Linked DNA regions of Homo sapiens: region 2 is linked to region 1. A link is a contact called in ENCODE Hi-C or POLR2A ChIA-PET data. All regions are on one chromosome and are shown on one strand. The core of a region is the stretch at or near the end of the contact, and the rest is flanking DNA. Distances in the headings are between cores, read along the strand shown. Region 1 overlaps ZHX3 (zinc fingers and homeoboxes 3). Region 2 has its middle 28 kb from the start of EMILIN3.

The links. Hi-C counts contacts between places; a loop is a spot of excess contacts on that map. ChIA-PET counts read pairs that join two places held with the same protein, here RNA polymerase II (POLR2A). Pooled maps may share reads with other maps.
Region 2: a map of heart left ventricle shows a loop between it and region 1 (1.9-fold over the local background). The contact joins two enhancer-like sites. A Hi-C loop is called at or near these places in 6 of 168 maps with a recorded cell type or tissue (dorsolateral prefrontal cortex, heart left ventricle and naive thymus-derived CD4-positive, alpha-beta T cell) and 9 of 50 pooled maps. POLR2A ChIA-PET finds 5 or more read pairs at or near these places in 2 of 52 experiments (GM10248 and activated T-cell).

The regions. Positions count from the first base shown.
Region 1 is chr20:41,248,275-41,254,352 of GRCh38, reverse strand. The region is part of intron 2 of ZHX3 (zinc fingers and homeoboxes 3); the gene reads left to right. Among named protein-coding and RNA genes, the nearest start is that of ZHX3, 66 kb to the left of the region's middle. Within about 2 kb of position 4,457, at least 26 of the 41 ENCODE cell types and tissues checked have a DNase peak (open chromatin) inside an H3K27ac peak, as active enhancers do; they include dorsolateral prefrontal cortex and heart left ventricle, where a contact is called at or near this core.
Region 2 is chr20:41,391,432-41,398,065 of GRCh38, reverse strand. No RefSeq gene overlaps it. Among named protein-coding and RNA genes, the nearest start is that of EMILIN3, 28 kb to the right of the region's middle. RefSeq lists an enhancer at 5,728-6,393. Within about 2 kb of position 4,235, at least 11 of the 41 ENCODE cell types and tissues checked have a DNase peak (open chromatin) inside an H3K27ac peak, as active enhancers do; they include dorsolateral prefrontal cortex and heart left ventricle, where a contact is called at or near this core.

The sequences.
Region 1 (6,078 bases), core at 3,208-5,707:
ATTATTCCATAGATGAGGAAACTGAGATGCAGAGGAGCTGGGGTTAAGCAACTTGTACCAGGCAATGCTAGAGTGTGTGCCTAGTACGTGTTGATGGGTGAATAAGCAAATAGATGAATAACAATAGGGATAGGATTTGAGAAGGGAACTAACAAGTATTTTTATTTTTATTTTTGCAGTGTCCCCCTCATGGCATTAAAGTTTTCTTCCTCTCTTCCTTCCCTCCTTCCAGTAGAGACAGGGTCTTGCGATGTTGCCCAGGCTGGTCTCACATTCCTGGGCTCAAGCAATCCTTCTGCCTTAGCCTCCCAAAGTGCTGGGATTACAGGCATGAGCCATTGCGCCTGGCTGAGAACTAACAAGTATTGAGTACCTTCCATTTTTTTTGGTAGGAATTTTTTTCCAACATTTTATTATGAAAAATTTCAAACATACTGCAAAATTGAAAGATTATTACCATGAACAACCATATACCCACTACCAGTTTTCAGCCATCAGTATTTTACTGATTTTGCTTTCCCTCTATCTAGTCATCTGTCATAGTATTTTCGATGCATTCCCCCCTCACTATTTCAGCATGTTTTATCGCTAAGTAGAGGTAATTATTTGTTTATAGGTTTTTTCTTTGGAAGTAAGATGTGTGCATTTTATTGTAGTTAAATCTTAACTGTATATGGACCTGGTTTTGACAAATGGATACACCTATAAAACCCAGACACCTAGAAGGATATTATCATTACCCAGAAAGTTTCCTCATGTCCCTTCCCAGTCAGTGCCCACCCCTACTCCCCAGAGGAATATCTACTATTTTTATATTGTATATTCATATGGCATCCTGTTCTACCAGAATTTAAAGTGACTCACTCTGGTCCATAAAATACAAGAAGAAAACATAAATGAGAAGTAGATGGAAAAAAGAAACCAAGGTAGGAATATTAAATGGAACCAGGAGACCACCTGGAACTTTTATAAGTGATACATTATTCAGTCCTCACAAAAGATATACATAATTATTTCCATTTTATAGACAAAGAGGCTACAAAGCTATGCAGCTAATAAGTAATAGGGACACTTTTACTCCAAGTCCATACTTTTTTTTTTTTTTTTACTGTAGTCCCAAAAACCAAGACAACAGGTAAAATAAAAGCTTATTTTAACTGTGAATGTGGTCTCAAATAATATACGCTAAAGTATTTGCAAAATTGTGTTTCCTCTTCTTGTTGGTACTTTGACCATGAGAGATGGCAAGGGTGGGGGCACTAAAATAGTCCTGCAGTCCTTACAAATTTCCTTAAGGTCAAGGTTGGCTTTGGTTTATCCTGTGTGGCCCTAGAGATGGGATTCCATGTCCTCAGTTATAGAAAAAGACAACTTTTCCAGGACTGGTGATAAGAGTGAGAAGTCTTGAAATGTCCTGTCGACTGTTAATTAGGACTATAGCAACATCAACAAGGAGGCATCTTACATATAACAGACTCCTGGCCAGAGTTTTCAGTTTTGACTTTAATGGGGTTCGTTTGTTGTGTTGAGGAAGAGAAAAGATAACATTTTATAAAAGAATTATAAACCTCTAATAGGGGACCTTAGAAATCTGCCTTCTATATTCTGTGTTGTCTCCTTTATAATAATATATTGTATATATAAGTAATGGGTGAGGAAGAACTGAAGATTACTTTAGAATTTCTTACTTAAAATGCCAGAAAAGGGATTGGGCATGTTATATGGTAGGAAGGCTGTCACAAGACTCCTGGATAAAGTTAGAGAGAAACTGAAAAATAAGATGGGCATGTTACAGTTAGACTTACTTGGCAGTATAAAATGAAGACTTTCCTCTTCTGGGCTGTGGCCACCAGCATCGCGGGATGACACCTGGGTTTGGCTCTGTTGGGCCATAGGGGACTAAGACGTACTCACATGGTCTCAGGTGATGGATTAAGAAAACACAGGAACTAGCTCAGTGGCGAGGCCTAAGAAGACCTAGAGCAATGACTCTGGAAACCACTAGAAGTGAGGCAGGCATCCAGTAGTCCTGCTCTACTGTCTGTACTGTCTTCTCTCTAGCCCCTGTCCCCTATCCCTCTGCTCCCTAACTTCTCATTTCCCACTCCCAGCCCCTCCTCCCTGGATCCCATACCCAAAGTCTGAAAAGAGGACATTTCCTGGTCTTTCAGGCCTTCTGCCCTGTGCCTCTGGTCTTTTGGAGGGTAAGGCAGGTATAGACAGCCAACTCACCAGTAGAAAGATCCACATTAATGGTGGCTAGCAATGATAAAGACTATTTCCTCCTCCCTAGGCAGCAATACAGTTATCTTGAATAGACTGCTTTATTTGGAAAAAACAACATTTTTTAAGTTATAAAAGCCATTCTTTCTTATTGTAGATAATCTGAAAAACATAGGAAAGAATAATGAAGATAATTGAGATTCCCTTAGTGATATCTTGATATCATTCCTTTTAGGTATTAATTTAGAAATTGCTTACATACAGTGTAAAGCCATGTTATATATATATATATATTTTGTATCTCACTTTTAGGATATTTATGTATTTATTTATCATGTCTTATCCAAATATTTTTCTGTATCAAAAATGATAAGCATAATGTAAAATAAGCATTGCTATTCTATCTATTCTATAGACAGTACTCTACTTTTAGCTTAACTATTTTGTTGAATTTGAAGTGAGTTTTTGTGAACAGCATATAGTTGGGTTGTATTTTTATTCTACTCTGCCAGTCTTTGCCTTTTAGTTGGTGTATTTAGATCATTTATCTTTAAGCTAATTATTGACATATTAGAGCTTTAATCTGCCATTTATTATTTACTGTTTCTTTTCTTGTCTTTCTCTGGGTTACTTGAACATTTTGAGAGGTTTTTATCTTGACTTTCTAATAGTTTTTTTAGTGTATTTCTTTGTATTATTTTCTTAGCAGTTGCTCTGAGTATTACAGTATACCTATGTGACTTACTGTAGTCTACTATGATCAGTATTTTACCACTTTGAGTGAAATGTGGAAACCTGATTTCCATTCAGGTCCCTTTACCTTCCCCCTTTTAATTTTTAATTTTTTTAAGACACAGAGTCTTGCTATGTTGCCCAGGGTAGAAGTGAACTTCTAGACTCAAGCAATATTCCTGCTTTAGCCTCCCAAATAGCTGGGACTACAGGAGGATAATCTATATATATATATATCTCCCCATATTTCTGCCTTTTCTGTTGTTTTCTGTTCCCTTTTGATGCTTCAGAATTCTTTTAATCATTTCCTTTCTGTTTGAAAAACTTCCTTTAACCATAAAAATGTTGTGCCACTTCCTTCTGGCCTCCATGGTTTTATTTTTTAATTTTATTTGTTATTATTTTTTATTTTTAGTAGAGACGGGGTTTCACCATGTTGGCCAAGCTGGTCTCAAACTCCTAACCTCAAATGATCTGCCTGCCTTGGCCTCCCAAAGTCATAGGATTACAGGCGTGAGCCAGTGTGCCCGGCCAGGCCTCCATGGTTTTAGATAAGAAACCTGTTGTCGCTTGATATTCCCTTATAGGTAGTATGTTGTTTTTCTCTGCTTTCAAGAGTTATTCTTTGTCTTTAATTTACAGAAATATAATTAAGATGTGTCTTAGTGTGGATTTCTTTGAGTTTATCCTATTTGGGATATGTTCACCTTCTGAATCTAGGTTTATGTCCTTCAGCAAATTTGGGGAATTTTCAGTCATTATCTTTTTGAATACTCTTTCAGCCCTTCTTTTTATTCTCTCCTGTGACTCTGATAATATGAATATTGGATCTTTTGCTATTGTTTCATAAGTGTTGGAGGTTCTGTCTGTTTTCAGTCCATCTTCATGGTTTTGCCATGTTGCCCAGGTTGGTCTCGAACTCCTGGCCTCAAATGATTAAACCATCTCAGCCTCCCAAAGTACTGGGATTACAGACATGAGCTACCACGCCTGGCCAACAGGTGATTTTTTAAAATCTACTTCGGACATTTTGTCTATTAAGAGAGTCTGGGTCCTATTTAAATCTTCCATTTTAGCAGGCGGTCACAGTGTTTAGATGCAGCATGTGAGCTGGGATTTACTCTTGTGGTTCCAACGATGATTTACTTTTCAGAGCCTTTGCAGTACTCTTTTGGTCCACTTGGTTTATCTGGTGCTGCCACGGCTCCCACTAGTCCCTGTTGGTGCTGTCTGATGGGGGTAAGGAGTTTCCCCAGGCCATGCTGCCTGATATCTAGGTAGAGGAGGGAGTCTCCATCCTGCTGGGATGCAGCTTGCTTCCTGGGGGCCCTGTAGTTGGGGGGAAAAGTGTTTCCCCAGACTGCTTTATTGTTAGTGGGGTCCTGAGCTATCCCCCTTGTTGGTGCTTCCAGCTGGCTTGGTATTGTCGGCAGAACTCCCATTCAATCCTCTGCTGCCCTCTGTTGCTAGGTTGGGGGTTGGGAAACACCCTCGGCCACCTTCTTCTATTGAATGGGGGTGTGGTCATAAGATGTGCTGCTATGTTGTTCCTCCAATCCTGGGTCCCTAAGTAATTCACCTTCCTTTTTCTTTCAGACTTCTCCTTTGGTTGCCTTTTGTGTTATTTTCAGGATTTACAGTTGTGCTTACAAGGAGGTGGGGAGAGAAATGGGTTTAGACCATCTTGTCTGAACGGTGACAGGGTTCTATTTAACCATTCATCTTTTGGATGCTAAGATTGTTTTAAATGGTGAGTAGATTAGACTTTGTATTGGAGAACTGGGGGAAGGAGGCCTCCCAACGACCTTGATATCTGAAAGGCTTTCTTACTCCACAGACTGATGGGCCTGGGCCTGGTTGGCCGCCCAGTGCAGGCTATTACTCATCTGCCTTCCGCTTGCTTGGCTGGTGATGTCAGTTCTTCGTGTCTGCTTTAAAGGCAGGCTTTTCTTGTTCTTATGCTCACTGAATAATGCAGTAGTTTGTTATACTTTTAGCATGATTAAAACAGAGGAACTGTCACTTTTGTAGGGTCTTTTCTTGACCTATCCTTTTGGTCAATGTTGTTTCCCTTTTGGCAAGGGAATTTTGCAATTTATTTTAAATTCAGTCATGCAAATTGTATTTAATTGTGACTTAACTATGAGATTTTTTTTTTTATGTGAACAATTCTGTTTCAGGGCTGCAAAACAATGACCAAGTTTTTCTTATATTAGTGTGAAGAAAGTTTTTAACATTTTCCATTTGTGAATGAGGAATTTGAGGTCATCTCAGTTCTTCCAAAGTAAATGTACCTTTAAAAAAATCAGAGTGAGAAATCCTATATAGTGGAAGTCATGGGTAATTTTGTATAGTTTACAAGAATAGTTTTGCACAAATAATTTCAGGTTAAAATTGCATACTATTTATCCCCACCCATTTCCTTTATTGGCTGTGACACACAGGAATTACGCCCATTGCTTGACTAACCTTTCTGACCTTTTGTTACTTGGCTATAAATTGACTTGGGTCTTTTGCAAAAACACTGTCAGGGGGGAAAAATCTTTTTGTTAGAACCCAGCCAATTCCTGCTTCAGTGGAGAACAGTTTGTTCTCCTGAAGAAATGAGCCAGTTCAGTGAACAGAAAAACATAGCCATAAACTGGCATCGTCAAACACTGCAAAAGCGATTGCCCACATTCATTCCACAGAGGAGGGAGCTTTATAAAAGAATGAGGTTTTGGAGAGAGAAATACAGTTTTGAGCACCATGGGCTTTAGGTCAATGTAATTGACTCGTTAGAGTGAGCTGTAACCACATAAAAAAATTTTCTTTTCCTGAGCTCTGGCAGCCACCAACATTTTAACATTTTAAACAGGAATATTGTGGAATTCTCCTGCTGCCTGCTTTCAGTCCTCTTGACTGTGTTGTATAGCATGTATCCTCTGCATTTCATTTGATGTTCCCATGAGATTGGAAGCTGCCTGTGTTCAGCAATGCAAACATTTCCCAAGTAACTGCTCTGTGCAAAGCTGAGTGTTGTTATACTTTTAGCAGAGAAGACATTAATAATGGTCAGTGAATTACAAAAAAAAAACCGGAGAAACTGGAGAAATCGTTGTATGACAGGCACAGGTGCAAAGT
Region 2 (6,634 bases), core at 2,986-5,485, 140 kb before region 1:
CAATACCTACTGTGCAGGCCTTCTGTGAGCTCATTCCAAAACACGTTCTCCAGGAGAGGACCAGGCTCAGGTAGGTTGTCACCTGCCTTCAGTGGCATAACTAATGAGGAAGAACAAGAATTTAGAGATGGGTCTGATTCCAGAATCTAGTGTTCTTGCTCAGGCCTTGGCTTTGCATGTGGAGCCACAGGCCCAACACGCTTTCTTCCCAGGGTGGAGTGAGAGCTACGGCCCACAAGCCAAGAACCAGGACTCACATTTATAAATAATTGGACAATCAAAGGGAAATATTTCATGAACATAAAAATAATCCCCTCACACCTGTAATCCCAGCACTTTGGGAGGCCAAGACAGGCAGATCACGAGGTCAGGAGATCGAGACCATCCTGGCTAACACGGTGAAACCCCATCTCTACTAAAAATACAAAAAATTAGCCGGGTGTGGTGGCGGGCGCCTGTAGTCCCAGCTACTCGGGAGGCTGAAGCAGGAGAATGTTGTGAACCCAGGAGGCAGAGCTTGCAGTGAGCTGAGATCGCGCCACTCTACTCCAGCCTGGGTGACAGAGCGAGACTCTGTCTCCAAAAAAAAAAAAAAAAAAAAGATCCCAAATCCAAATTCTAGTGGCCATAAATAAAGTTTTATTAAACACAGCTATACTCATTCCTTTGTGTATTGTCTATACAAAGCTGCTTTTGGGCTACGACAGCAGTGGTCACAGAGACCACACAGCCTGCAAAGTCGAAAATATTTATTATACTGTCTGATCCTTTGCAGAAAAAGTTTGTCGATCCCCATCCTGCAGCATCAATTTTATTCATAGATTCAATGCAAAAACTCATTTAAAATATTTCATATGGCCAGGCACAGTGGCTCATGCCTGTAATCCCAGCACTTTGGGAGGCCAAGGCGGGCGGATCATCTGAGGTGAGGAGTTCGAGACTAGCCTGGCCAACATGGCAAAAGCCCATCTCTACTAAAAATACAAAAATTAGCCAGGTGTGGTGGCAGGAGCCTGTCATCCCAGCTACTGGGAAGGCTGAAGCAGGAGAATTGCTTGAACCCAGGAGGCAGAGGTTGCAGTGAGCCGAGATGGAACCATTGCACTCCAGCCTGGGCAACAGAGTGAGACTCCATCTCAAAAAATACACACACACACATACATATATATATATATATATATATATTTCATATTAACTCCAACATGGTTTTGTATAAAAATGAATCACATAGTGGAATATAAGATTCATGTCTACTTTTGAGATAAAATGCTTCCAAGAAGCCCTTGGCTTTGGGCATGCTTCTTGAGGGCCAGCCTCCAAACCCGAGGGCATACTTTCACTTTGGAGGAAACACTGGAGTTGCCCTGTCCCCCTCCCCTCTTCACACTGAGTCTTTTTTGTTTGTCTGTTTTTGTTTTTGTTTTTTTGAGACAAAATCTCCCTCTGTCACCCAGGCTGGAGTGCAGTGGTGTGATCACAGCTCACTGTAGCCTCGAACTCCTGGGCTCAAGCGATCCTCCTGCCTCGAGAGTGACTGTCCTGTTCCCCACTGAGATGTCCAGCTGGCTCTCAGAAGCAGGACACTAGGAGAGGCTCAAGAGTCCAGGTCGATGCAGTGCTGTGGCCAGACTGAAGCAGCTTTGCCACGTCACCCTGGTCTCATCTACCATCAGGCCCCTGCTGGCTGTGTGTGCCTGTTCCCCCTCAGGATGACAACCTGGCCTCACCTTTCTCTGTCCCCAGCGCCTTGGGGCTCTTTGAAAATCCTCAGGGACTCCCAAAGCCTGCATAGGGCAGGAGAGCTGGGCCGAGGAAGGTCCACGCTGCACAGGGCAGGCAAGGACTCAGCACTGCTGGGTGTTTAGACTCTTTCCTGGCTCAGACCAAGAAAACTCTAAACTCTGTAGACACAGCTCCCAACCCCCACCCACTCCCCACTCCAGCTCTGACCCAGGCTTTTCCATTCACAGATCCCAGACTTTCCAGACCGGCAAAGAGCCCGGAGGCACAAGGCACCGTGAGTGCCTTGGGCAGGGGTTGGGGGCGGGGCGGTGGATTGTATGAGGCTGAGGAAAGCCCCAGCCGCAGCCCCTTGGGCCTCCCCAGGTAGAAGACACCCCTACCCTCACCCCAGTCCCTTGTCAAATTTCCCCGTCAAGAAGCAGCACATACGTATATAAGGATACTCCTAGTGTTGGTGTGCATCTGAGAGAGAGGGAAGGAGGGAGGGAGGGAGAGCTGGAGGGCGGTGGGGCAGGGGAGCAGGTGTTCCTCCTGGCTAAGCCCCTGCAGCTACTTCCTTTCTTCTCCCAGACAAGTTGAGGATAATTAGCATCCCATGAGGGAAGAAAGAGGCAGCTCCCATCCCTAGACTGAGCGTGGGAGAATTCAGAGCCCCCACCAACTCCACTCCCAGTGCGCAACCCAGCATCCCCAAAACAGGCCCAAGGACAAGGAGTCCACCACCCCCACCCTGTGGGCCCAACCACTCCCAGCCTCTGTAAGGAACAAGAGTTCAAAGAAATAAAACCTCCATCCAAAGAGGTACTTGCTCTGCACAGTCAACCGGGGGGGCACAATGTTCTTGAAACCCTGACCTTTCTTTGGAGTTACTGGTTGTTTCTTGTGTTCTCTGGCTCCTTTTCAAGCTGGGCTGGTCCATGAGTGTCTCTCAGGGACAAGGTACGACAATCGGAAGCAGACAAAAAAAGATTCTCTGCTTGGCTTTTGAGTTTCGGTGCCTGGCCTGGGCACATGCCAGATAAGAGCAAAGCTTCCCAGCTACCATCCCTCCCGCCTGGAAAAAGGTTTCTGAAGGGAAGAGGAAAGGGGTGGTTGGCAGCGGTCAGTGGGGATGGACTGAAGGAACCAGCCTCTTTGAGGGTGTCTCGTCTGTTTCCAGCACCCAGGAGCCCCCTGGAGCCATGTCTGAACCCAGGCTTCTGGGATCCTCTTCCTCAGTTGCCCCACCAGCCTGCCCCTCCCACACGGCTGTGGCATCTCCAGCAGCAGCCCCTGTGTCTCCTGTGACAGACCAGTGAGGGGGGTGCCACCTGTGCCCTGAGCATCCACTTGAGATAGGGTCTTACCCATTGGACTGCCCTCCCATCTTCACCCTAGGGCACCCTTAAGACCCAGTGGAGGCCAGGTACGGTGGCACACACCTGTGATTCCAACACTTTGGGAGGCCGAGTTGGGTGGATCGCTTGAGATTAGGAGTTCGGGACCAGCCTGGCCAACATGGTGAAACCCCGTCTCCACTAAAAATACAAAAATTAGCCAGGCATGGTGGTGCGTGCCTGTAATCCCAGCTACTCAGGAGGCTGAGGCAGGAGAATCACTTGAACGCGGGAGGCGGAGGTTCCAGTGAGCCAAGATTGCACCACTGCACTCCAGCCTGGGCAATAGAGTGAGACTCAGTCTCAAAGAAAAAAAAAAGACTGGGTTGAGCCCCAGTAGGGGAGATAGCAGTACAGAAAGCCCCTCTCTTGTGCCTCAGTGGGACTAGGAGAAACAGCTTGAGGTCCCCTGCACCCCAAGTAAGGCAAGTGCTGGGTAAACCAACCCTGTGCTCAAACACTGACTTTGTGATATGGACTCAGGAGGCCTTGAGCAAAAGGGCCAGCCAGGCTCAGAGCCTGCTACTCTGAAGTCTGGCAGTGGCACCCACCTCCCTGCAGAAGAGGCAGACCCAGGGTTATCCATGGCAGGGTCACCAGGGCCTGGGGCTGCAGGATGCTAGGAAGTGGCTCAGCTCCTGCCTGGTCTGGGGCATCACTCTGGGCCTCTCCCTCCAGTGTGCCCATGGGGAGTTGAGCTGCCTGAGCCCTGGGACCCCTCCGAGCTCTGCCACCCTGGACATGAGACCTTGAGATGCTGTGTCCCCATCTTTGGGGGTGAAGGGTCCATTGACCAAGTTCACCTTCAGGCTGCAGGGCCGTCTCTGGCTGAAGTTCAGCTGACTGATGCTCCCATTTAATCTTGGGGCTTGGAGCAGGGTTCCTGAGCCCCCCAGGCAGAGTTCCCACCTTCCTGTTAGGCTATTCCCCATGAGCCTTTTTATAAAGAGTTTGGCTGGGAGCCAGAGAGTTTTGGAAAGTGTATGGGCCAAGCCAAGCTGTACAAACCTGTCTTCCTCCCAGAGCTGAAAGAGGCCAGGTTGTTCCCAGACAAATGCAGAGGCGGGGCCGGGGGTTGGGAAGAAGAAAGGGGGCTATTTTAGGAGGACTTGCATACTGCAGAGCCCCCACACAGCAGCAGAGGGTGTGGGGAGGCACAGCCAGAGGCAGCAGAGTTAGGGACCTGGTACCAGGTGTCTCATGTAGACACACACATGAAACATATGCATACACCCCCAAACGCATGTGGGCACAGACACAAGTTACACAGATACGTAGGCTTGCGACTGTGTATAAGCATGTGCTGATGTGTACAGAAATATGCACAGGTACATACTAGGCAGTCGCACCTGCAGCTGCAGGGACATGCACAAACATGCTCATACATACAATCACACACCACCACGTACACACACATGCATAGACACTTAGAGATGTACACAAAGGATGCAGATTGAGCAATGCCAGGCTAAACCCAGGAGGCTGGGAGAGGGCTTGCACTCCCTGACAGCCCAACTCCCTGAAACCCAGCACACACGTGCGTGCACACACACACACACACACACACACACACCCTGGGAGGAAACTGCTTCCTCCATAGGAACTTTTGGATCCAGGGCAACATGCAATCAAGACCTTGTACTAGGAAAGAAAGCGCCTTTGTCTGCTGGGACCAGGGCTGCAGGAGCAGCTGCAGCCTCCTCCAGGATAAGAGCCAGGCCAGTTCCTTGCCCTGGGGAGGAAGGTCAGGCCAGGCCCTAGATGGGGGGTGGAAAGAGGGAGCTGGGGGCTCCAGCAGGCCCTGCCACCAATCCCAGGACACTGTGTCTGGCTGGGGGCACAAAGCCCGGAAAGCCTGTTGTTCTCAGGCCTGGCCTCCCTGACCTCTAACCCTAGTTTGGCCCTGTCTCCAGAACGACTGTGGTTCTGATCCCAGCCCTGGGGCTACACTGACCCAGACTGAGACCTGGCTCGCCTGGGGCTCCATGCCTGCCATGTGCCTGTGACGTCACTTTTTTTAGCGGAGTGAAAAAAAGTCAGGCTCTGGAATTAGAAAGATGTGAAATTGAATCCTGATTTTGTCACTCTCTGAGTGATTTTGAGAATGTACTTGACTTTTTGAGCCCTAAATTCAAACTCCTGTTATACAGAGGCAAATCTTTTTATTTATTTATTTATTTAGAGACAGGGTTTCATTTCTCATTCCATCACCCAGGCTGGAGTGCTTGCCGTAACCAACCTTGAACTCCTGGGCTCAACTGATCCCCTCACCTGAGCCTCCCAAGTAACTAGAACTACAGGTGTGCACCACTCACCTGGCTAATTTTTTTTTAAATGTATCATAGAGATGGGGTCTTGCTGTGTTGCCCAGGTTGGTCTGGAATTCCTGGCCTCAAGCCATCCTCCCCACTTGGCCTCCCAAAGCACTGAGATTATAGGCATGACTCACCACGCCCAGCCCAAATCCTCTTTATTGAGCCCACTGCATACAGCTGCCTTCTCCCTGTGTGCATCTTCTCTTCTGGGCCTGGTGAAGCTGGGTTGGTCCTCTCAGCCCCCAGCACCCCTACCCAGCACCCTCTCCTGCTGCACTGGCCCCAGGGAGGAAAGCAAGACCCAGCCCAGATCTCTAGGGGCTGCCATCTTGGGAGCACCCCTCCTCCCTTGTGCCCTTTTCTCACCCTCTGTGGTCCCAGCCCTGTCCTTGAAGCTGCCCCGTGCCCCTTTGCACTCCTCATCACACTCTGAAGGCCAAAACTTCAGTGAGAACAGCCCTGTTTTTCTAACTCAGGAAAAGGATTTAGCCTTGGAGACCCTGCAGAGGTAACTTAAGCCCCATCCCCAGACACTTCCAGAACTAATTTTAGTCCTTCCATTCAACAGATATTTACCAAAGGCCTACTATGCTATTCTAGATGCTGGAGATTACACGGTGAGCAAATAGGCAAAACTTCCTGCCCTGGGGCTTACATTCAGGCTCCCCATGCCCCATGCTGCGTGGGAGCCTTTAGCCTCACACATTCTCCACATCTGCCCAAGGGCTGCAGTCACTGTGCAAGCGCAGACACACCTCCTCCTTCATGTTGCCACAAAACTTTGGAATGTCACTATCATCACCGTCGCAGCTCTTTCTCCCACTAAGCCGCTCCTGGCTGATGCTAGGAATCTCAAGCGCAGGAATGCGCCTGGTGTGAATGCACTTGAACTATTGAAAGCCATTGAGGCGCGCTCTCTCTCTCTGCCCCGCCACCTCCTGCCCTCATGTAAGATGTGCCTTGCTTCTCCTTGCCTTCCACCATGATTCTAAGGCCTGCTCAGTCATGCAGAACTATGAGTCAATTAAACCTCTTTTGTTTATAAATGTTTTAAAAATGGGCCGGGCGCGGTGGCTCACGCCTGTAATCCCAGCACTTTGGGAGGCTGAGGCGGGCGGATCACGAGGTCAGGAGATTGAGGCCATCCTGGCTAACACGGTAAAACCCCGTTTCTACTAAAAATACAAAAAATTAGCCGGG